2 separate regions of the Homo sapiens genome follow, and region 1 is linked to region 2. A link is a loop called in an ENCODE intact Hi-C map of the cell type or tissue named here. Cell type or tissue: endothelial cell of umbilical vein. All regions are shown on one strand. Links, peaks and the distances in the headings refer to the core of each region. The heading gives the core; the rest is flanking DNA.

Region 1 (12,292 bases), core at 1,900-9,899, 400 kb before region 2:
GCAGAAAGACAAGATTACATCTACTAGAGCTGTTATATTATCTCTAGCAATACAAAATCCATAGTTGAAAAATACTAAGCATTCCAGAATTACCCATTCTGAGCATTATATCCTACTGAGCGAAGTGACTGAAGTCACAAATAACCTCCAAGTGCCCAGAGAGAAAGCTGTTAAGATTAGATTCCCAGTTTCTTTCATTGGAAACTACAACATAGTAATTATTAAATGTGGTGGCTTTTCTGTGTTTTAAAAGAAGTATTTACATATTCCCTTATTAGGAGTACATACTTCCTTAAGGCTGGATGGGGAAGAGAGCCCATAAGGTCCAGCCTATAGCCCAATTGCCACTCCTGCCCTAGTCATTTCTCTGTACATCTTGCAAAGATTAATTTAGGGATTGTGATTGTATTGGCCAGAGAAGAAAGAGCAGAACAAATTTGAAAAAGAACAACTTTATTACCTGAGCTGGAGATTCATTTTCATGAGTTTGTTTCTCAGAGAATTGGAATTATGAACTTCAAGCTTTTGTTATTTTCTTTTTCTTTCTTTTTGAGATGGGGTCTTTCTTTGTTGCCCAGGCTGGTCTCGAACTCCTGATCTCAAGCAATCCTCCTGCCTCAGCCTCCCAAGCAGCTGGGATTACAGGCACAAGCCACAACACCCAGTTTACTTCAAGTTTTTTGAAGCACACATTTAGGATATTATGGGGTTTGTCTTTAGGATATTATGGGGTTTGTCTCAGAAGTGTGTTTAGTGTTTCCAGATGGAAAATAATTCACCAGTTCTTGAATTGGTTTCTCTTCAATGTGATTCTCAAGTCTTGGGTTTTTTTTCAGTTATACCTTAAAAGTCTATTATCTTACCATTCTGCAAAGGCTTATACATTTATATATATTTATTAAAATTTAAATTATGTCCTCTAACTTAGAATTGTGAACATGTGGATATGTACTGAGCTAATTCTTTGGAATAAACATTTATGAGCTACAAGTATATAATTTTTTAACAAAATCAGTCCAATCTTCAAATTGACAAGTGCATTTAAAATTTTGACTTTCAGGCTGAAAATGGTGAATGTGAATGTTAGAGTTTATTAACTTGTCGATGACCATTAGTTAAAGACCACCAGGAACACATGCGTCATTTAGTAAAGTTGGGTCTGTTAATTGTTCAAACAAGGGAAAACATAAACCATGGGGCCTCTCAATCAGAAGGTGTTAGAACTTACAGGATATAGGCTTCTGTTGAGCAATTTCTAGAGAGGGTTTAAGGAAGTAGGGCTTTACTCTGGAATGTATAGCGTCAGGAAATGGTAGTAATTCTATGATTGGATGTGTTAACTTTTATCTAAAAGGAAAGAAAAATGGATCGAGGCTAAAACTATAGCTGATAAAGAAGGAGCAGTCACTCATATCAGCCAGAATGGAGGGTTGTTTGGTTATTCTTGTGGTTTGGGCAATGCCTTTGTTTTTGTCAGCATTCAAACATGATTATGGAGTGGTCTTGTTTTTAATCTTGATCCATCAGAGTCACAGGGTGACTTTGTCTGATGTTGGTGTTCTGTTAACAAGAGAACACCACAGCCTAGCTGTGAGTGCCAGGCCAACTCCTAACAACACCAGGGTGTAGTTGATTGTGTCAGGCTGGGACTGTTTTCTCTTTCTCAAACATGTTCATGAGTTTAATATTCCCCTTAATAATTAAGTAATAGGTTTGATAATAATATAAGCATTTTAAGTAATATATTTAATATTTAAAATCTCTATAGTGGAGTAGATTCTGTGTTTCCTAGTTCTGTTGCCTTAAAAAGCTCTTAGCTCTAATTATAATTTTTATAATATTAAAAGTAAAGCCTAGAATACTATATTTTGCCTAAATGACTCTTCTTTTTGAAAAATATATGTTTTTGGTCTGCATCAAAAGCAGACTGCATTATACCCAGTGCAAAAAGTGTAAAAGAATTTTATTTTACAGCAAACATCAAACCAGATGCAAACAGATTCATTATCTCCATCCCCTAATCCTGTGTCACCTGTGCCTTTGAATAACCCAACAAGTGCCCCAAGATATGGAACAGTGATCCCTAATCGCATCTTTGTAGGAGGAATTGATTTTAAGGTACCTATTTATGCATGCAGTAAAGTGTATTTTTTCATTAGAAGTCTTTATTTCTCAGAAATTATTTCTTTGTGCAACTATAAAATAACATATTTGCATAATGATTAACAGATTTTGAATTATCTTATTATAAAGAATCTTTTCAACCAGCATGTAGGTTACATAAAGCATTAAAAACTGTTCAATGTCAGATATAAAGAAATTGATCCTCACTGACTTGCTGTGGGCTGCTAGCCACATAGTGACAGAGTGAGACTAGAAGCCTAGTTTTCTGTCTCATAGCTCCATACTCTTCCATACCAGAACTAATTATACTTTCTTGCCTAATATTCCAATAGCCAAAATAATTGATTATTATAATTTTCAAAAGAGACTCTATTTTTTAAAAACTTACTTTTATGAAATACTATTTCTTTACCCCAACTCTTATCTCAGATTCCTGAGCAACCTCCTAGGCATCTATTCTTTGCAAAGCACTTTCTATGTTAGAATTTAGGATTTGATCACCAAAAAAGTCCTGTGTCCTTGTCAGAATAAAGCATCTTAAAAGTAGTATATTTAAGCAGAAAAAAAAATAACTATTCGGTACTAGGCTTAGTACCTGGGTGCCAAAATAATCTATACAACAAACCCCAATGATGAGTTTATAACAAATCTGCACGTGTACCCCGAACTTAAAATAAAAGTTTTTTAAAAACTAATATATTTATATCATGTAATCAGCCATTCCACTGTTTCAAGAAAGCATAGTTCATGACATGATGTGCAGTGCCCCCCAGCCCACATAGGGGAGGTAAGAGTAAACACCTACAAGAAAGGCATGCATAGATATTTTAAGTGGAATACTCTTACTTTCAAATGGATATATAGAAGGATTTCCAAGCTTCTATTTTACATATTAGAAATTATAGGGAGAGTTATCATTTTCAACAAAAAAAAAACCTTCCTTATGCCATTAGGTGTGATATTTGACATTTATAACTATTTCCATATAACCAATCTGTTACAATTTGGGTGGAATTTCTTTTTTCCTGCACAAGAGAAATGTTACACTTAGTGTATTTGCCAAAACAATGAGTCTTAAACAAGTATATGATTGTTTCACTAAAAATAAAGTAAGAAAAATTATTTCTTATAAAATATTTATTTTTAAAAAGATTTTCTTTGTGGAAAATACTGATAGCTGGCAGAAATGTTCAATTTGGGAATTCATTTATATTACAATAGATTAGCATGTTTTTAAAAATAAGTTATCAATAAATATAAACATTTGTATGGCCAGGTTATTTTAGGTTACTGAAGCCCATCAGCTACAGCATGCACTTTGGAGACGGTTGTTATAATGCAGCCATAGCTTTAAGGTAATTGCTAGGGCTTCCTCCTGTATACTTATACCTTTTTCAAAACCACAGATAAAGGCCAGCAAGGAAATCATTTACTTTAATAGCAAGTAGTCACAGACTTTTTAACCTTTCATTTTTATAAGCAAACAGACTATCCCTCTTAATGCTTACTTTTCTTGACTGTCTCTTTGTCACTAAAGAAGTGGAGCTACAAAATTGAGGTAGTGATTATTCTACCAGAGAATAGTTGGAATTAATTTGTATTCAAATATCTAGTAACAATTCTTATTCTAGCATTGATTTCATTTTCTGTTAACTGAAATAAAAGTCATTCAGTTTTTCTTAGATTGAATCAGTATTTGTCATTATGCAGCTTAGCAGGCTTTATGTTACCAACTAAAAACCAATAGTGTATGTAAGTAGTGAGGTGGCAGTTGAACTCAAAAGGCATAGCTCTGCACTAAGGCATGTCTTTTTGCAGTGTATATAAAGAAATTTTTTTCTAGAGAAAAGTTACTCTTGTAGACAAACAGTTACAGCTAAACCAGGAAATGAAATTGCAATGAATTTAGTGTCAGTATTCTGAGAAAAGGTGATATGAGTCTATTATCAGACTATTTCAATTAAAAAAACAGACATGCCAAAACCATCTTTGTAGACACCTTGTATGCTTTAAATCTAATTATGATTCCAATTTTTATTTTATTATCAAAACAATGTCTGAATTTAGCTGAAATGTATATTGAGTACAGATAAGGAATCTAATAACTTTAAATCTTATAGTCACTCCATTGTTCTCACAGTTGAGTTCAAGCACTTTTGGAAATACATTCCTTTCCTAAAACTGACTTAGGAAAGGAGTTCCTGAGACTACTGATTAAAATAGAATGACTGGTGTAGGCCAACACAACCTAGTTCCACTGCCATGACTGTCTCTGAGCCACAAGAGCCAAAATAGTATTGTACCCTTACTATGGAAATAGCATTCCTAATCCAAATTGGCTTTTTAAAAACTGGCCAGCTAGAGAACAAGAATCATTTAAAGATTTCTTTAAATAGTGAGTTTTGTAGTTTTAAAATAATTCAGCTTACATTTTTATTGGCATATGGTAATTTAACAACATAGCTATTGCATAAAGCAAGATATTTACCTTGATTTTAATCACCTAGTGGTTTATGCACTGTTTTGATGATGAGAGGCATTTTTCATGCATCTTATCTATAACTTTTTCTGTCTCCAGAGCAAGCATGAGAATTATTCATCTTTTATCAACTAAAAATGCTTTTTAACGTTTTCTTTTTATGCCATTAGACAAACGAAAGTGATTTAAGAAAATTTTTTTCCCAGTATGGGTCTGTGAAAGAAGTGAAGATTGTAAATGACAGAGCTGGAGTATCCAAAGGGTTAGTATCACTATAGATTGTCTATGGAATTAGCAACTCTATTTTCATTGGATGACTAGGTTTTGTACGCCAGTTTACTTTGGTTCCATTTTCCAGCAGAGACCATCATGCCCTCTTCTTTCCTCCTACCTTTTGATTTCCTTGTGTGTGTGTGTGTGTGTGTGTGTGTATTTTGGAGGGAGGAGACACTGTAATATTTCTTAATTTGTTGAGAAGTTATTCTTGCATGGGTGGAGGGACCATTCAGTGGTAGGCAGCAAGCACTTAATGTAAGTAGCAGATGTACATTAGCTGAGGAATGAGAAGCAAAAGGAATCAGATTCTTTTGGAATTGTATCCCTGCTTTAGGCCATAGAGAGCTTTATTTGAAAACAGCTGACACCAAGAAATGTCTGTAGGTTGTGCCTCAGAGACCTAATTAGGGGACCAGTATGAGAAATATAATTCTAGTGAGAATGATTTTTAATTGCTATATCAATGATAATGAAAATTGAGAAGAAAGTAATAGACTGTGTCTTTAAATGTGTATAGAGCTGTTTCAGTGGAATGCTATGTGTACAAAGCCAAATTTCAGAAAGGAAAAAGATAGTTTACATAGTACACTCACTTAAGGAGTTGGACTGCAAAGTTAAAAGAAAATAGATAAGGCAGTAAAGTATTGTATTTACTTTCTTGAAAGAGAGACGAGACATACATATTTATAGGCATAAGAAAAGGGACCCATTGAGGTGGTATTGGTGAGAAACAACATTCGACAGATGGATATGCTGGAAGAGATGGGATTCTACAGAAAGGTTATTTATAAACAGATGAGATACTTCCTCAGAATGCCAAACAATATTAAGGTGAAGTGAGATTTACCTCTTTTGTTTGACTAACAGAATTTGCTATGTTTTGGTAATACCATTTTTTAATCATTGGAAAACATACATGGAAATGTAAATGTAAACTGTATTTTATGCCTTTTCCACTGGGTGGCGTGTGTGTTCTACCAAAAAAATAGCGTAAAACTAATTCCTTAACTTTTTAATGTTTGGGCAAATAGATAAAGAGAAATTCCTTTGTTTAAAAGAAGAAACTTTGTATATGATCCAGTAATTATGAATTGAAGAAAATAGTGAAGATATTTAGCATTACTCAGAAGAGTTTACTTAAGTTATCTAAATAGCAATTATGTTTTGAGAGATACATTTTTTCTTTCTTTTGTTACTTTTTTCTCTACCTATTGTGGCTTTTTGGACATGGAGCACATCATTTATGTGTATTTGTATCTTCAACATTATATGAATTGTGCTTGAAGTTAATTATGTATGAAAAACAGATGTGAAATCTGGGTTGTACATATTTTTAATTGATATTGTTTGGGAATATACTAATAATTACATTATCAGTTATATGTGCTAATAATAATAATTAAATAATACATTTACATTGTCATTCACCAATATAAGAAATTTTATTGTGTTGAAATTTTAAATTTTTTAGTTATTTTTCTACTTTGATTTCTCTTAGCCAAACTTCTATTAGTTTAAAAGGAGATTATTGCTCTGGATTGAAATTTATTGCATCCCCAATTTTTAAGCAACAGCATGAATCTCTTGTGCTTTTCTTTCCTGCATACAGCTGAGAGCTGAAGCTGTTTCAAGATCTCAGGGGTTTTTTTTCTTTTAGTTCCTGACTAAAAGTGACAGTGTTAGGCTGTGAATGATTCTTCTAAGATTCCCATGCTAGTGCAGCATAGAAACATGCCTACTCCTACAGTGGCCGATGATTTAAAAACAAAATTTTTAAACATTTTAATATAATTAATATAACATTCTAAGAAAATGATTAATTAGTAATAATTAATGCATTTATTTAGGTATGGTTTCGTCACTTTTGAAACACAAGAAGATGCACAAAAAATTTTACAAGAGGTATGATCTTTTGGTGTATTTAACTTCATTTCTGGAAATTTTGTATTTGAAACTAATCTTTTCGGGGTTCAAATACAATAATCAACTGCTTTTTAAAAAAGGTTTGCATCTTAAGATTGGCATTGGTCTCTAGGAAACTTAATCTGCAGAAGAGCAAATTCCAAAATCACTACAAGTATGGTTGTGAAACTGTAATATAATGTTTCGCTTTATTTACTTAAATTAAGAACTTGGGGATATATCTTTTGCGAAGTGTTAATAGCATTTTGAATGTTTAAAAAACACTACAAATGTGGATTCCAACAGTGAGGTTATCTGAGATGATTTCCCTCCTGTGAAAAACATTATATAAACTAAGAATATTCACAGAAAAAAAGCCTATAGCCAGCAATTCAGTGTAATAACTTTAAGTTAAGGCAAATATAACATTTAACTTTTTTAGAAAAAAAGTAGAATTTGAATTGTATGTTATTAAAATCAAATACAGTCAATTCTTGTTATTTGTGGCAGTTATGTTCTCTAACATTGCTAGGAACACTGAATTAGCAAATGCTGAACTCCTCTTTCTAGGGGAAGTACAAGGTAATGTTCCCAAGAACCTCTGGTCACAATATTGCCATCAACCTATCAATATATAACCTTGTTTTATATGGTTTTCCATTTAAAGGCATCATATATAACAGATTACTGGTTCATTAACATTGAAGCCATGGCCAATAGCACTATAATTCATGCTTGAATTAAGCACATCTAATATATATATTCTCCATAATGCCTATGACAGTCTTCTTGTGCTAGCCAGCACTTCAACAATACACATGGGGGCCATTTTAAATAGCCAAATCACCAACAAAAAGCACAAAAATGGAGAAAACATGGCACTAAATAGAAAGCTCTCTCTTAGAGTATGAGCACTGGAACAAGAAGAAAGAATATCGCCTTATTTGACCTCAACTGGGAGCATGCGCATCAGGCTACTCAAATTTTCCGCCGCTCTTCACGTGTCCACTAATAACCTCAAAATTGCCACAAATATTAATTTTAGGATTACAAGTAAATTTTAGCAAGTAGGCAAATTCACAAATACAGAATCCATGAGTAATGAGGATTGACTGTATTACAAATGGAGAAAATGGGGAATTGCGGTCAGACCCAGATCTATTTCAGTCTGAAGACGGCTCTTTCCCACTATTCCTTGCTGCTTTGAAAGAATATTATAGTCTGAATTTTTGAAATTCTTTCTAACTAGTTTTTCCTTATTGATTTTATAAATAATAGTGCTAAAATAATAAAATAATTTCTTTTTTCTTTATTTTAGGCTGAAAAACTTAATTATAAGGATAAGAAGCTGAACATTGGTCCAGCAATAAGAAAACAACAAGTAGGGATCCCTCGTATGTATTGAGAACTAATGTATTTTTAAATATTTTTGCATGGTTCTTTTTTGAAATATAAGACTTTTTATAGAACTTTATTAAAAGATCATGTTTCTTTCATCTAATAAAGTTATTTTAGCAAAGTTGGTGGAAAAACTGAATATTTTTGCCACAAAATAATATATCTCAATTTTTTTGGCTGGGAAAAAATTTATATACATAAAGATGCTTAAGTATATTCCATGTAGTTACATCATTAAAGGAAAAAAAATCTTTCGTGATGAAAATATCATTTAATATAGCAAAAGTAATTAGAAGTAATTTAATAATTTAGACTTACTAATGAGAAAAATTTTAATTAGAAACTAATTTAAAATTAATCAGAGTAAAAATATTGAAAGTGAAAACATAGAACTAATATCAGAAACTCGCTGCATGCTGTGTACTGTAACCCAGCCAGGTGTGTCATAATTTTCAGGGGGACAATCCCTAAAGCTTTAGGAATTGGCTAAATTATGTATCTACCTTCCTCAAATTTCTCTAATGCTTTCAATTCTATCTTTCCTCACTCTTTCTACTTATTAAGTTAGGCATCTTTATAGTTAACTTTTTACCTTTAATATTTATTAAAATTCCTAACAGTCTTTGGCTAGAAGGAGAAATGTGATGTAAAATTTATAACTAACTTATTTTCCCTTAGCCACATCCTAGTGTCTACGGGAATGTTTAAAACATTAGGTTATTATATATAATCTGTTAACAAATTAATAGATTGTATTCATTTGGACTGTTATGCTTTTGACTTAGAAATAATAGATATTTGGTTAATACAGTTGCCACAACTACAACAAAAAAGAGATTGATGTATATTAAGTTTAATTTTGACTTAGTATTTGTTAATTTAGGAGACAATCAAAGTATCCTCAGTAGGTTAATACAAAATGGAATGCACTAAATATGGCAGAATGCTGAATATTTTCAATCTACTGTTGTTACTTGCAAAGGTTAAGCTAGAACATATAGTAACGGTCCGTTAGCCCATTATCACCAGCAATATGTACTAAATAGTAATGCTCATAGTATGATCTACCAGTTGCTGAAATAGAAAATAAATCAGCACTATGCTGAATGCTTTCACATATACAAATAGTTTTTTCAAAACTACTTAGTGCAAGGGTCAATGTTATGAGTTTTCATTTAATCTTCATAGAATCCCATGATGTATTGTTATCTCTATTTTTGTAAATAGAAAATTCAATCCCAAAAAGATAAAGTCATTGTTTTAAAAATGTTTCTGCTGAAATACTCCTAAAGGTAGAGGAGAGTTAATCTTGGCATGTTGTGGTTCCTAACCCACTGCAGCATACTGGAATTGCAAATTTTCTTTAAAGTCTCATGATTTATGCAAAAACATCATGTATAATTTGCATTCTGTTCCATAATATCATATTGTTTATTTGAATATAAAAATATTTCCCAAAAACAATTGAATAAAACTGATTCTGTAGGAAGATTACTATGTTCAGCCTCTGCTTTTTCATATCTCCTGGTATACCATCCATCCCTTATCCAACTTTAAGAAGTATGGGGTTAAATAGCCTAATGGTGAGTGGTAGCACTAGCCTTCAAATGCAGGACTGTTTGACTCCAAAGTTCTTTTGACTTTTCTGCGAAGAAAAATAGGTGTTAAAAGTACATTTACAAATAAGGGATTCTTATCTTAGTTTTTTCTTAGATCTGTCATTTCTTTCCATCTCCATTACCAACACCCGAGTCCCAACTAACCACTTTGTTTACCTTAATTCCTGGAAAAACATCCTAAGTGGTCTCTCTGAATCCAATCTTTCTACCTTCCAATCCATCATTCACAAGGCAGCCAGAGTGATCTTTCAAAAGTGCACCTCTTATTGTCTTATGCTCAGCTTATTTTGAGGTATTCTTCCCTTTTCTTTCCATGCTTTAGCCATGTAGCCTTCTTTCAGTTCCAGAACATTCTATACTCCTGTTCTCAGAATCTAATATACTGTTTTCTTTACCTAGAATGTACTTTGCCATCCAATTCATTCTTTAGAGCTTAGCTGAACATCATTTCATCACAAATTTTCCATATATATGTATATAGAGAGAAATTTTATATATGTTTTGTATACATAATAATTGAAATGTTCAGTATCGTACCCTATAATGCCTCATGTATTTATCAAAATTGTATTTAATTAATTAATTGTGTAATCAACTAATGACTATCTTCACTACCAGACCTAACTTCTTTGAGGATACAGACCATCTCATGTCTAATTTTTTTATTTTTTGCTGTATCACTAGGGCCCTGTTCAATGCCTTGAAATAGTATGCACTGAAAATTTATTTATTTAGCAGGTAAAGCATGGTTCATTTTCTTTGAATAATGAACCATTATTGAATAATGAACCATTATCATTATCTTTGAATAATAGTGGAATATCTTTTGGGGGGAATCCATGGACCTCCAAAATTGTGTGTAAAATTGTGTTTGACTGTATATATATCTGAGGAAAAGGTCCCTGATTTTCATCAAATTCTCAAAAGGATCTAATTAAGAACCATTAAAATAAATAATAACAATACTAGATCAAATGCAGTGAAAATATAAAAGCTGAGGAGCAATAGTATTATTTAAAGTGGTAGGCCCATGCTATTTGAAGTGTGGTTTGCAGACAGTGTCATTTCATTGGAAGCTGTCAAAATGCAAATTCTTAGGCCCTGTCCCAGATTTACTGACTCAAAATCTCTGAAGATAAGTCCCTGGAATTTGCATTTTAGAAAACAATTTAAGTGATTCTAATTTATGGGAAATTTTGAGAAGCACTGGTATAGGTGGAAGAATTGTCAGTTTCACTAATTTATATAACCTTGCTGGTTAAGACCTAATCTAATTTGGCTAATTTAACTTTTAAAGTCTCCTCAATGACAAAAAATATATATATATCTATGTATATTATTTACTGTTTTTTGGTTTGTGGTGGGGGTTTATATAACTTGGCCCGGGAAAAGAGTTGGGGACCCCAGACTAGCCACATGAAGACTTGCGGTCATGTTTGCAACAGCAGCAGTTGTAGCAAAGGGAGACTAGATAGAGAATAGATCATAGAAAAGAGAGATAAAAGACAGCCATAGCATGAACGAATGTTTGCTGGTAGGATATCCAAAGAATTAGTAGGGTGGAACCAAAATGTCTTCAGGAAAGTAGAATCTTCTCCAACTTTACTGCCTCCATCATCTTTGGACTTTCAGAAATAAAAGGTCTAGCCAAGACCTTAGGAACTTCACTACAGTGTATGTTGTCTTGAAGTAACTTTAAATTATACATAATTTATATTTGTACAAATAATTACTTCGCTGATGATAGTCTAAATTGTTCAGCTTTGTGTAGCATACTGGTGTTGGAATCTGAATTGATACATTTTTGGTATTTCTTATTCGTATTGTTTTTCTTTTCTTTTAATCATCTTAAACTAAAAGCTTTAAGGTATTGAGTTTAAAAATACAGGCTTCAAAGATACTTTGACATAAGGAATTTTTTAAAAATATCTGTGACATTCAATTTTTACCATAGCTACATAGGTATATTAAGATAAATATTTTTCTGAAGTGTTTAGAAACTACATTTTTAACAGTTAAATTGAACATTTCAATTATTATTATTTAATCTTTGCTTTAGGTTCTAGTATAATGCCAGCAGCTGGAACAATGTATCTAACAACTTCAACTGGATATCCTTATACTTACCATAATGGTGTTGCTTATTTTCATACTCCAGAGGTAACTTCGGTCCCACCGCCTTGGCCTGTAAGTAATTTCATTTAAAAAAGGATTTCCATCTATTACTATCAATTTTTTAATGTTTGTTATATTTCTGAAATATCTTAACCACAGATAATTACAAATAATAACACACATCAACCAAATTAAATAGACATCAACATTTTGCCACATTTACTTAAGTTCTTAAAATGGGGAGTAAAGTAAGACAGCTTCAGGTCAATTCTCCTTACCCCCACTTCCTTACCCTCTTTCCTGTTCAAAAGTAAGCAGAATATCTTTCCTATTCATTTTATATATTTTTACTACAAATATATGTATTCATAAATGACAT
Region 2 (12,292 bases), core at 1,736-9,735:
CTTGGGTTGTGTCTAAGAAAATAGGGTGGGGGGACAGCCCAAATGATGAGAAATAATGGAAGATCAGATGTAGCCCCAAGAATTCAGGGCCAGTATCTGCTATGTCTGTTCAAATCTGAACTTCTAGCACCCAGTACCATACTTCCCTTCCTAGGCACCCAATATGTATGTATTGAACAAATGAATGGATGAATGGTATTTTGGATTCAGATTACGGAATGTCTCTGTATTAGTCTGTTCTTACATTGCTATAAAGAAATACTTGAGACTAGGTAATTTATAAAGAAAAGAGGTTTAATTGGCCCACGGTTTTGCAGGCTGTGCAGGAAGCATGATGCTAGCATCTGTTTGGGTTCTGGGGAGGCCTCAGGAAACATAATCATGGCAGAAGGCAAAGGGGGAGCAGACACAGTCACACGGCCAGAGCAGGAGCAAGAGAGAGAGAGGAGGGAGGTGCCACACACTTTTAAACAACCAGATCTGGCAGGAACGAACTCACTATCATGAGAACAGCACCAAGAAGATGATGCGGCTAAACCATTAGGGAGAAATTCACCCCTGTGATCCAATCACTTCTCACCAGGCTTTACCTCTAACACTGGGGATTCAGTTATACATGAGATTTGGGTGGGGGCACAGATCCAAACTATATCATTACTCTCTAAAGGCCATTCTTAAACTTTATCTTATAGGCAATGGGTAACCACTGACTATTCAACATTCACTTATTCCACAAGTATTTATTGAAGATTTTAAAGTAGGGAAGTGGCATGAATTGAACCGTGCTTGCAGGAAGATCAATATCTCTAGTTCATTTCCTTGATCCAGATCATAGATACATAAAGAGCTTATACAGCAAATGTTCTCAGAGCTGAATTAGTTCAAAGATGCTCAGACTAAGTCATGGTCCCCACCCAGCTGCTTTCCTCCCACCTCCTTAACTGTGATACTGTGGCCCCTGCTGGTCGCTGCCTCAAAGCTAGACAACCACTGCCCAAGAGCTGGGACAATTGTGGAAGGGAACGGTATCAAACTAGTTTTGTGTTCTTCGGATTACTTGCTTGTTTGCTTCTTTCCTTAAAAGTTTACTTTAGAGGTCTAGAGGGTGTTAGTCAGAAAAATAGCTTTTTTATACCACAAAGGGATCTAGGATATTCCATATTTTCCAGGGAAAATGATTTATAGAAAATCTTCCAAATGATCCTGGCTAATTGGATTTGCAGACAAAGGGCAGGTGGACATTTTCCACATGAGGAGTTGGGCAGGTGAGCTGTTCATGTTGTTTCTGGAGCCTGGAGCTGCAGCACTCTGTCCAGCCACCCCAATGGATCATGATACATGTGACAAAGCAGGGAAACAAGCAGGCAATGCTCTGAAAAGGGATGCATGACAGCTATTACTTAATATTGTCTTGGAGAAAAAAGAACAAGAAGGAAAATCCTTTTTGAATGCAGTGCTGTTTTCTTGTGTGCTGAAATTTACTTACTTATTTCATTTTTTGAGACAACGTCTCACTCTTTTGCCCAGGCTAAAGTGCAGTGGCGTGATCACAGCTCTCTGCAGCCCCAGCCTCTCAGATTCAAGTGATTCTTGCACCTCAGCGTCCCAAGTAGCTGGGACTACAGGCATGTACCGTGCCTGGGTATTTTTTAAATTATTATTTGTAGAGATGGTGGTCTCTGTATGTTGCCCAGGCGATCTCAAACTCCTGGACTCAAGCTATCCTTCCACCTTGGTCTTCCAAAGTGCTGGGATTACAGGTGTGAGCCACCATGCCCAGCCTAAAATTTTTGTCTTGATAGCTTTTTGTTTTTGTTTGGAGATAGGGTCTCGCTCTATCACCCAAACTGGAGTCCAGTGGTACAATCATGGCTCACTGTACCCTTCACCTCCGAAGCTCAAGTGATCCTCCCACCTCAGCCTCCCAAGTAGCTGGGACTACAGGTGCATGCCACTGCACCCAGCTAATTTTTGTATTTTTAGTAGAGACGGGGTTTCACCGTGTTGCCCAGGCTGGTCTTGAGCTCCTGGGCTCAAGGGATCCGCCTGCCTCAGCCTCCCAAAGTCTTGGGATTACAGGTATGAGCCACCATGCTTGGCATATCTTGTTAATTTTAACAAGAATCAATTAACTGGGGCCTAGCAAAGAAGAAAATCATTCCTGATTTTGGTGAGATGTGTGCAAATAGACAATGTCTAAAAAAGAATGTCATCATGATTAGAAACTTTGTGTTCAAAGGAAAAATTATAAAACCTACATTCATTCAATAAGTAATTTAAGAACACGCTTTACATCTGTTAGTGCTTTATAATTTCCAAATGCATTAGCATTCATTCACTCACTTATTTCTCACAGCACCTTTAAGAAGTAGACACTTCTTATGCCAACTGCACAGACAAGAAAATTAAGGCTCAGAGAGGTTAACTGATGGTGCGGTTATTTTAAGCATGGCTGATCTGACTCCAAGCTGATGCTCTTGCCGCTGATGCATGTATTCTCCGTTATTTTCAGCTTTTTTTTTTTTTTTGAGACGGAGTCTCGCTCTGTCACCCAGGCTGGAGTGCAGTGGCACGATCTTGGCTCACTGAAAGCTCCGCCTCCCGGGTTCACGCCATTCTCCTGCCTCAGCCTCCCGAATAGCTGGGCCTACAGGCACCCGCCACCATGCCCAGCTAATTTTTTTTCGTATTTTTAGTAGAGACGGGGTTTCACCATGTTAGCCAGGATGGTCTCGATCTCCTGACCTCGTGATCTGCCTGCCTCGGCCTCCCAAAGTGCTGGGATTACAAGCGTGAGCCACTGCACTCAGGTATTTTCAGCTATTTTAACTATCAAAATTAGTTTTTAACACTGTTGTTCTGAACTAATGAGAAGTGTATGATTTTTTTGAGGAGTATCATTTCCTTACCAAAATCCATTAGGACTGATAAAGTCAAAGTCACCAGGAGACCAGGAGGATGGAAAACATTATTATAGAGTACAGAAATAAATGAATATTTAATGTTTGATAGAGAATGAATTACAGGGACATAAAAAATGGAAAAATTTTGCCAAAACCCTGTTCAAAGGGAAAACGTATGGCTCACTGAAAGATGAGGCACTAAATGGAAATGAGATGAATAATGGAAAACTGTAAATAATTAATGTCTTGGCATGTGTGTGTACTCTGATAAAGACAAAACTTTCTTTTGTCACTTAGTTAACTGGTTTCATGAGGTGAAACAAGTTCAGCACTGAGGGGAAATAGTTTTTTAATATTCTCCAATTTAAAACTTTTAATTAAAAAGTAAACTTTAATGTTGAAAATGCAAACTTGGGGAGGGCAGAAATATCACACACAAGGCTGTCACTTCACACTTGGAGGGTTGCACAGCGGCCGGGCAGAGGTGCTTCTCACTTCCCAGATGGTGGGCAGCCGGGCAGAGGAAATAGTTTTATGAGCAATCAATTTAGGTGTTTCCTGGAGGTAGAGTTTTCAGATCCCACAGATGATCACTGTTTACTCCCCGCTTGGTGTTTCCTTGTGTCATTTTGTGAACAGTAGTTCTGACTATGTACAAATCTCTGTTGGCTGTTTAGTGGTCCCCTTTCTCTTTGAGATAGAGTCCTCAGTAGATAGCACACACACACACACGTATATATTTTGAGACAAGTTCTTGCTCTGTCGCTCAGGCCGGAGTGCGGTGGCGTGATCTTGGCTCACTGCAGCCTCGACCTCCTGGGCTTGGTCGGGTGATCCTCCCACCTCAGCCTCCTGAGTAGGTGGGACTACAGGCACATAGCACAATGCCCGGGTAATTTTTGTGTTTTTTTAGAGATGGGTTTTGCCATGTTGGCCAGGCTGGTCTCGAACTCCTGGGCTCAAGTGATCCACCTACCTCAGCCACCTAAAGTGCTGGGATTACAGGCGTAAGCCACTGTGCACGGCCAGATAGCAAAATATTTGAACTCTTGTGGATGTGGATAGAATGCATACAGAACATCCCTGGTGTGATTCCGTCCTGCGTGGCTGTTCTCTGGAGCAGCGTTCGTTTATCTCCGTCCTCCTTCTCTCCCACCTAAGTGCGTGCCACCATCTGATGGAAGATTCAATGGACATGGACATGAGCCCCCTGAGGCCCCAGAACTATCTTTTCGGTTGTGAACTAAAGGCCGACAAAGATGATCACTTTAAGGTGGATAATGATGAAGATGAGACCAGTTATCTTTAAGAACGGTCAGTTTAGGGGCTGGTGCAAGGGATGAACTGCACATTGTTGAAGCAGAGGCCATGAATGATGAAGGCAGTCCAATTAAAGTAACACTGGCAACTTTGAAAATGTCTGTGGTGGCTCACGCCTGTAATCCCAGCACTCTGGGAGGCCGAGCCGAGGCAGGCAGATCACAAGGTCAGGAGATCGAGACCATCCTGGCTAACATGGTGAAACCCTGTCTCTACTAAAAATACAAAAAAAATTAGCCAGGCATGGTGGCGGGCGCCTGTAGTCCCAGCTACTCGGGAGGCTGAGGCGGGAGAATGGCGTGAACCCGGGAGATGGAGCTTGCAGTGAGCCGAGATTGCGCCACTGCACTCCAGACTGCGCAACAGAGCGAGACTCCATCTCAAAAAAAAAAAAAAAAAAAAGAAAAGAAAAAAAAGAAAATGTCTGTACAGCCAACGGTTTCCCTTGGGGGCTTTGAAATAACATCACCAGTGGTGTTAAGGTTCAAGTGTGATTCAGGGCCAGTGCATATTAGTGGACAGCACTTAGTAGCTGTGGAGGAAGATGCAAAGTCAGAAGATGAGAGGAGGAGGATGTGAAACTCTTACGTATATCAGGAAAGTGGTCTGAGGTGGTAGCAAGATTCCACAGAAAAAAGTAAAACTTGCTGCTGATGAAGAAGATGATGACGAAGATCACGATGATGAAGATGATGATGATGACTTTGATGATGAGGAAGCTGAAGAAAAAGCGCCAGTGAAGAAATCTATTCAAGATACTCGAGCCAAAAATGCACAAAAGTCAAATCAGAATGGAAAAGACTCAAAACCATCATCAACACCAAGATCAAAAGGACAAGAATCCTTCAAAAAACAGGAAAAAACTCCTAAAACACCTAAAAGGACCTAGTTCTGTAGAAGACATTAAAGCAAAAATGCAAGCAAGTATAGAAAAATGTGGTTCTCTTCCCAAAGTGGAAGCCAAGTTCATCAGTTATGTGAAGAATTGCTTCTGGATGACTGAGCAGGAGGCTATTCAAGATTTCTGGCAGTGGAGGAAGTCTCTTTAAGAAAACAGTTTAAACAATTTGTTAAAAAATTTCCATCTTATTTCATTTCTGTAACAGTTGATATCTGGCTGTCCTTTTTATAATGCAGAGTGAGAACTTTCCCTACCATGTTTGATAAATGTTGTCCAGGTTCCATTGCCAAGAATGTGTTGTCCAAAATGCCTGCTTAGTTTTTAAAGATGGAACTCCACCCTTTGCTTGGTTTTAAGTATGTATGGAATGTTATGATAGGACATAGTAGTAGCGGTGGTCAGACGTGGAAATGGTGGGGAGACAAAAATATACATGTGAAATAAAACTCAGTATTTTAATAAAGCAAAAAAAAAAAAAAAAAGAATGCATGCAGAACACAAGGCAACCGCCAGCACTTTAGTGTGCCTTGGATACCCCTCCAGGGCCCTTTTGCTTGCCTTTGTCTTGGCCTCTGACCTGGCCATACACTGAGGCAATGGGAGATGAAGTGGCCCGGGGACCAGCAGTTGCCAGGCAGCGGAGTAGCAGCTGGGGTGCTCAGAGTATAATTCAGTCCCCTCTTGCTATTGCCAGAACTTACCACCCTCTTCCAGGGGCCTCTGCCTTGGCACATGCAGTTGCTACTATCCAGAAAAGCCCTTTGCTTCCCCTTCAGCTGGCTGGTCCCCGCTAGTTCTTTGAGAATGGACTCCTTCGACTTCATTAGGACCCCCCTGGCGAAAGTGCTGCATTGACGTGCTCCCCCAGCACCTGGGGTGCACACACTTCTCCCTTGCTCTACGACGTGGAAGTCATCTGTTCAGTCGTCTTCCCCGATGGTCTGTGAATGGATACACAACTCACGCCCCCAGCACCCATCTGCCGCTCCCTGTACATGTGCAGACGGACTCAGTGAATGACAGCCGCCGCCTGAATTATTTCAGACAGGTTATTACTGCTGGGAGTTGTGCAAGAACTTCTAGGCAGCCAAGCAAGTAGGCATATTTTTAAGCAAATAATTCAATGGTCTTCATTCACAAGGTGGGAGAGTATTCTATTTCATCACCTGACAGAGCGTAAAACTGCTGTTCTGTGAAAACCTTTGTTCAAAATATTCTATTTCCTGTAACATTCTTAGCTTCTGACAGGGGGCAGCAGAGCCTAGGAAAACAAAGGCTGGCCCCGGTTAACTGGTGGCTTGCACACCTTTGGAGCCAGACCTTTAATGATTTTTGGGAGAAACCAGCCCTTGGTATCTGACAAACCTTACTGTTGAATAAAGATTGTAAGGTAAAGGCTGGCTTTTATTAACTTAACATTCTTTGAAGGCACCGCAAACAACTAACTGTTTTTATAAAAGGAAAAAAAAAAGACAAAAAATAAGGCAAATAACCATCTTTCTCATTTTATTACAGTCTTTAAATAAGATGGATGCTTATTTTTTGCCAGCAACTTGTAAAACGATGCTAGAGCATGAAATATTTCCAGCTGGTGTTAGGGAGAATGTCGAGATTTACAAATTATGACCAGATGCTGGGGCTATTGTCTCCTCATCCCCATCATCCTGGAAAAAAAAAGACTTAGTAAATAATAATAATTTTTAATAAACCTAGGCCAGGCATGGTGGCTCACTCCTGTAATCCCAGCACTTTGGGAGGCTGAGGCAGGCAGATCATTTGAGGTCAGGAGTTCAAGAGCAGTCTGCCCAACATGATGAAACCCCGTCTGTACTAAAAATACAAAAATTAGCCGGGCGTGGTAGCACGGGCCTGTAATCCCAGCTACAGGAGGCTGAGGCACAAGAATCACATCAACCCAGGAGGCAGAGGTTGCAGTGAGCCGTGAGCGAGACTCCATCTCAAACCAAACCAAAACAAAAAAACCAAAAAGCAATGAAAGCAGTTGAGATAATAATGAAAGCAAATAGCCAGAACCGAAATCCTCCTTGCCCCACCCATTATGGCATGAACCCTTGGGGGCCCAGGCTCATGCTTTCTGTCCCTACGTCCAGTGCCCAGCAGGCCTGGTGTGTGGCAGCAGGTGCTTGGCACACGCACATGGAATTGAAGGAACATCTCTGGCCTGTTCACATCTTAGTTCTCTAGGGGAGTTTCTAAGTCATATATGACACCCAATTGTCCCATAAATACACTCCATGGGGAATTTGCATTCAGAAACATGATCACCTTAGGCACGTACTATATCCCACAACTAACTTCAGGGAATCTGCTACTTTTCCATTCTTTAAAACTATGCAAAGGAGAGCAGGGGAAAGAAAAGAGGGAGGAGTCCATATGCTTGCCCATGGGTTTGCACAGGTAAGAGACACACAGGTGGGCTAGATCTGATTGGCAGTAATTTGGCCCTCAGTCCACATGGTCACCTTGAAACCAGGAATACAGAAGAGGTCTGCAGGGTATCCTAAGGTTCTCTGATGTCTGTCTCTGCCTTAGTCTAGGAGTCCTAGTATAGTTCAGCAGGAATTCCCTCATGTTCTCCTTTCTAGCATTGCATAGCACATTACATGAAGCTTCCTATTTTCTTACTATGTTTGTGTTTAGATTTCTGCCTCCAATACTGTCAGGTTCTGTTTGTACTTCTCAGAGGAAGATTTTTTTTTTTTTTTTTTGAGTCAGAGTTATGCTTTTGTCGCCCAGGTTGGAGTGAAATGGTGCCATCTCGGATCACTGCAACCTCCACTTCCCAGGTTCAAGTGATTCTCCTGCCTCAGCCTCCCAAGTAGCTGGGATTACAGGCCTGTGCCACCATGCCCGGCTAATTTTTGTATTTTTAGTAGAGACAGGGTTTCACCATGTTGGTCAGCCCATGTCAAACTCCTGACCTCCAGTGATCCGCCTGCCTCAGCCTCCCAAAGTGCTGGGATTACAGGCGTGAGCCACCACACCCGGCCCTCAGAGGTAGATTTTTATCTTTATTTTTTGAGACAGTGTCTTGCTCTGTCGCCCAGGCTGGAGTATACAGGCACAACGTGATCATGGCTCACTACAGACTTGACCTCTTGGGCTTAAGTGATCCTTCCGTCTCAGCCTCCTGAGTAGCTGGGACTACAGGCACACACCACCATGCCCAGCTAATTTTTAATTTTTTTTTATAGAGACAAGGTTTCACTATGTTGCCCAGGCTGGTCTTGAACTTCTGAGCTCAACTGATCCTCCCTCCTCAGGCTCCCAAAGTACTGGGATTATAGGCACGAACCACAACGCTTGACCCAGAGGTAGATTTTAAAATGGGGTTCTTGGCAGTTAGTAAGAGCCTGGCCATTTCTTTCAACAATAACTCAGAGCCTCTTACATTCAATTCACCTTCCTCCCTACTCTCATTTATGGCTTCACATGATTCATCCTGCTTATACAGACAGGAATCTCTTAAGGGACAGGACAGGTATTAAGACACCTTTCCTGGTAGATGAATTAGTTGAGACTCAGAGCAGGGACATCCCGGGCCTGCGGGTCACCTAGAGTGTTAATGGCAGTACTGAGAAGAGAATCCCCTTATCCAGGTGCTGCTGGAGCACCTTGGGGTGCTCATTCTTCAGTGAGGGTCTGGATTAGTGAAAGGTACGGGAGATCCTGAAACATGGGGATCGAGGAAGAGCACGCATGCTTTGGCTTAGTGCAGTGCCTGACACAGTGTGGATTATGGGATGTCCCAGCTGTGGGAGGAGCCGAGGGCATGGAGGGGAAGCCGTTCACTAGCGGCAAGCATTTCCACAGCAAGGGATAATACCCAGCAGGGTGGGGATGTGGGAAATAGTCCTCAAAGGAGACAGGGCATCTGGGGCATCTGTGATTGGGCCAGGCTTTATCTGCTCTTTGTAGGCTTTGTTTTATTCAGTTGCCATGACAGCCTTGGAAATAGTTATCATTATGCCCCTTTCTCCGATGGAACTACTGAGTCACAGGGAAGTCATGTAATTCCCAAGACACCTACACCGAAAACCTTAGGTGTCATTCACATGGGGGAGCAACTCACATGAAGCTTCGCATGAATGAAGTCTCCCGAAATTACCAGCATCATACAGTTATTAGCAGGTAGAGTTCAGATCTACACCTTGGTTCTCTGGCTCCACAGCCTGAGTTCTTAGCACTACTTCATTCTGCATCTTCTGAGACTTTCTTTTTTTTTTCTCTTGAGACAGGGTCTCACTCTGTCACTTAGGCTGAAGTACAGTGGCACGATCTCAGCTCAGCGCAGCCTCAATTGCCTGGGCTCAGGTGATGCTCTCACCTCAGCCTCCTGAGTGGCTGGGACTACAGAGGTGTGCCATCACGCTCAGCTCATTTTTTGTGTGTTTTTTTTTTTTTTGCAAAGACAGGGTTTTGCCATATTGCCGGGGCAGGTCTCGAACTCCTGGACTCAAGCTATCCACCCACCTCAGCCTCACAAAGTGATGGGATTACAGGTATAAGCCACCGTGACTGGCTTCTGAGACTATTTTTTCTGGAACCCAACATTGCCCAGTAAGGCTCTGATTTATGTATGTCTCGACTCAAGGGAGAACCTTGTACAGGTTATAGAAAAATAAACTCTGGACTGGGGGTTAGAGTTCTGGGTCTGCCACTGACCTGTGTGACCTTGGCCAGTTACCTCCCCTCTGCTCAGCCATTTTCTGTTCTGTAACACAAAGAGAAGGATACTCTTCTCTCAGGTTTAGGGAGAGGACTCTGAGTTTAATGAACATGAAAGCGCTTCATAAAGCTGAGACGGTTTGGAGCCACACAAGGGTCAGTACAAATCAAGGGAATGGATGGGGCCAGCAGGCAGCCATTTATTTTTTGGGGCTGATATGTATGCAGAGTATTGACTTTTTATGCCTCATTTACTTCTGAAAAAAAATGTAGAAGTGGTGGTGCCCGAGTCTGCAAGCAGAAGATGGAGCCTTTGTGTGTGCAGCGGGTGCTGTGGAGGCCCAGGGAGGAGGCCAGGAAGTGAAAAGCATGTGGCTCAGATTTGGGCCTTAAAGCTTCCAGCTTCCTCACAAGGAAGAAGAAAAAGGCGTGCTAGATGTTCTTGGGTGATAACGATGAGAAATAATAACCAGGTCTATGTTCCTTGGCTTCTTGTATTTCTCTTCAGCAAATGTTTCTGTTCTTTAGGCAGCTGAACAGCAAAATCCCATTTCATTTGTTGAAATATGACAAAATTGGGCAGAATAACAGGCTCACGATGCTGTAGTAAAAATGAGCTATAAAATGTAAATAAGTCTTAAGTGAATTGGCCTCAGGCGTTTTATGGAGTTAAATCAGAGGTGGAATTGTGTGAGCTTGGATTTTGCTTTTTCTTTCTCTACTTGAGTAAGAGCTTGTATTTCTGTTACGGTGGCAAGGAAAGTTCCTTTTTCACCCTTCATTTTCTCTTTAACCCATTGCTTTACAAAGAATCCGGCCTGGGTATCTAGAAAGGCACCCTGGAGAAGTTGACACCCATAAGATCTATAGTCAGAGGGCTGTGAGGTGACTGTGAGTATCAGAGTGTGAATGAGAAAACAAGGCTGGACACTTGTGAATCAGGTGCAGCTGCTATTCCGGACAAAAGTCAAAAGATGCGGAAAACTGATTTAGCCGGAAGGATGAGAGAGAGAGAGAGAGAGAGAGAGAGGAGAGAGAGAGAGAGAGAGAGAGAGAGAGAGAGAGAGAGAGAGAGAGAGAGAGAAAGAGAAAGAGAGAGAGAGAGAGAGAGAGAGAGAGAGAGATAATTTAATAACATACAGGTGTTATGGTCAGGCATGAACAATAAATACCTCTCACATCAAAAGTACTGAAGCACAGGCCAGGTGCAGTGGCTCACCCTTGTAATCCCAGCACTTTGGGAGGCTGAGGTGGGCGGATCACCTGAGGTCAGGAGTTTATAAACAACCTGGCCAACTTGGTGAAACCCCGTCTCTACTAAAATTACAAAAATTAGCCAGGCATAGTGGCGCGTGCCTGTAATCCCAGCTACTGGGGAGGCCGAGGCAGGAGAATCGCTTGAACCCGGGAGGCAGAGGGTGCACTGAGCCGAGATTGCACCACTGCACTTCAGCCTGCGAGACAGAGTGAGAACTCTGTCTCGGGGGGCGGGGGGAAAGTACTAAAGCAGTTGGGCGTGGTGGCTCATGCCTGTAATCCCAGCACTTTGGGAGGCCAAGGCGGGTGGATCACTTGAGGTCAGGAGTTCGAGACCAGCCCGACCAACATGGTGAAACCCCATCTCTAATAAAAATACAAAATTGGCCAGGCATGGTAGCCCGTGCCTGTAATCTCAGTTAATCAGGAGGCTGAGGTAGGAGAATTGCTTCAACCTGGGAGGCAGAGGTTGCAGTGAGCCAAGATGATGCCATTGCACTCTAGCCTGGGTGGCAGAGTGAGACTCTGTCTCAAAAAAAAAAAAAAAAAAAAATACTGAAGCAGAGCAGAGAAGTACTATTATTTGTCCTGTGAAACTCTAAACAGATTAAAAATATGGATCTGAATTAAAGGGGCAGCTTCTCAAACATTTACCTTAACTGAGAATCTTCACCCCAAATGACTAAGATTAGCAATAAACTCTCATAAAACCAAATTAATGAGATGATCTCTGGTTATTGAGAAAAGTAGAATAAAGAGGGAAAGTGGCCGGGCGCAGAGACCCCCGTCGCTACAAAAAAAATACAAAACTGAGCCAGGTGCAGTGGTGTGCACCTGTAGTCTCAGCTACTCTGGAGGGTGAGGCGGGAGGCTTGCCTGAACCTGGCTCGCAGTTATGAGCTATGATGGTGCCACAACACTCTAGCCTGGGTGACAATGCAAGACCCTGTCTCTCAAAAAAAAAAAAAAAAAAAATTGGGAAAGTAACTTTTTTCTAAAAGTGGCCAGTGGTTTTACATTCAATTTTTTGAGGCAACTTATTGACTCAGGAACTAGAAAAACTTCCAAGATTCTTTAATCCAACCCCCCTCGGATGAGTAAACTGTGACCCAGAGTGATTCAAAATCTTGCCCAAGTCCCACGGTGGGGAAGTGGTGGAGGGAGAGGCAGCACCCAGCTTCAGAGCCCTCCCTCCACACCCTGGATGAAAAGATCCCTGAGG

Evidence for each region. Hi-C counts contacts between places; a loop is a spot of excess contacts. Peaks named below come from ENCODE experiments on the same cell type or tissue, not always from the same donor. Only the 100,000 strongest peaks of a DNase experiment are listed, where the experiment ranks them.
Region 1: a loop joins it to region 2, with 8 times the contacts of the local background. A loop is called at or near these places in 21 of 110 quality-filtered maps.

What each region holds. Positions count from the first base shown.
Region 1 is chr2:197,771,548-197,783,839 of GRCh38, reverse strand. BOLL (boule RNA binding protein) reads left to right here. Exons shown (of 11, transcript NM_033030.6): 2 at 1,975-2,118; 3 at 4,774-4,865; 4 at 6,727-6,781; 5 at 8,100-8,175; 6 at 11,858-11,985. The coding sequence starts at 1,990. Among named protein-coding and RNA genes, the nearest start is that of BOLL, 7.6 kb to the left of the region's middle. In endothelial cell of umbilical vein, for the core only: a CTCF peak has its summit at 5,844; a DNase peak (open chromatin) is centred at 5,859.
Region 2 is chr2:197,372,681-197,384,972 of GRCh38, reverse strand. It overlaps the pseudogene NPM1P46. Among named protein-coding and RNA genes, the nearest start is that of SF3B1, 56 kb to the left of the region's middle. In endothelial cell of umbilical vein, for the core only: a CTCF peak has its summit at 6,369; no DNase peak of the experiment used is centred there; H3K27me3 peaks cover 270 bases.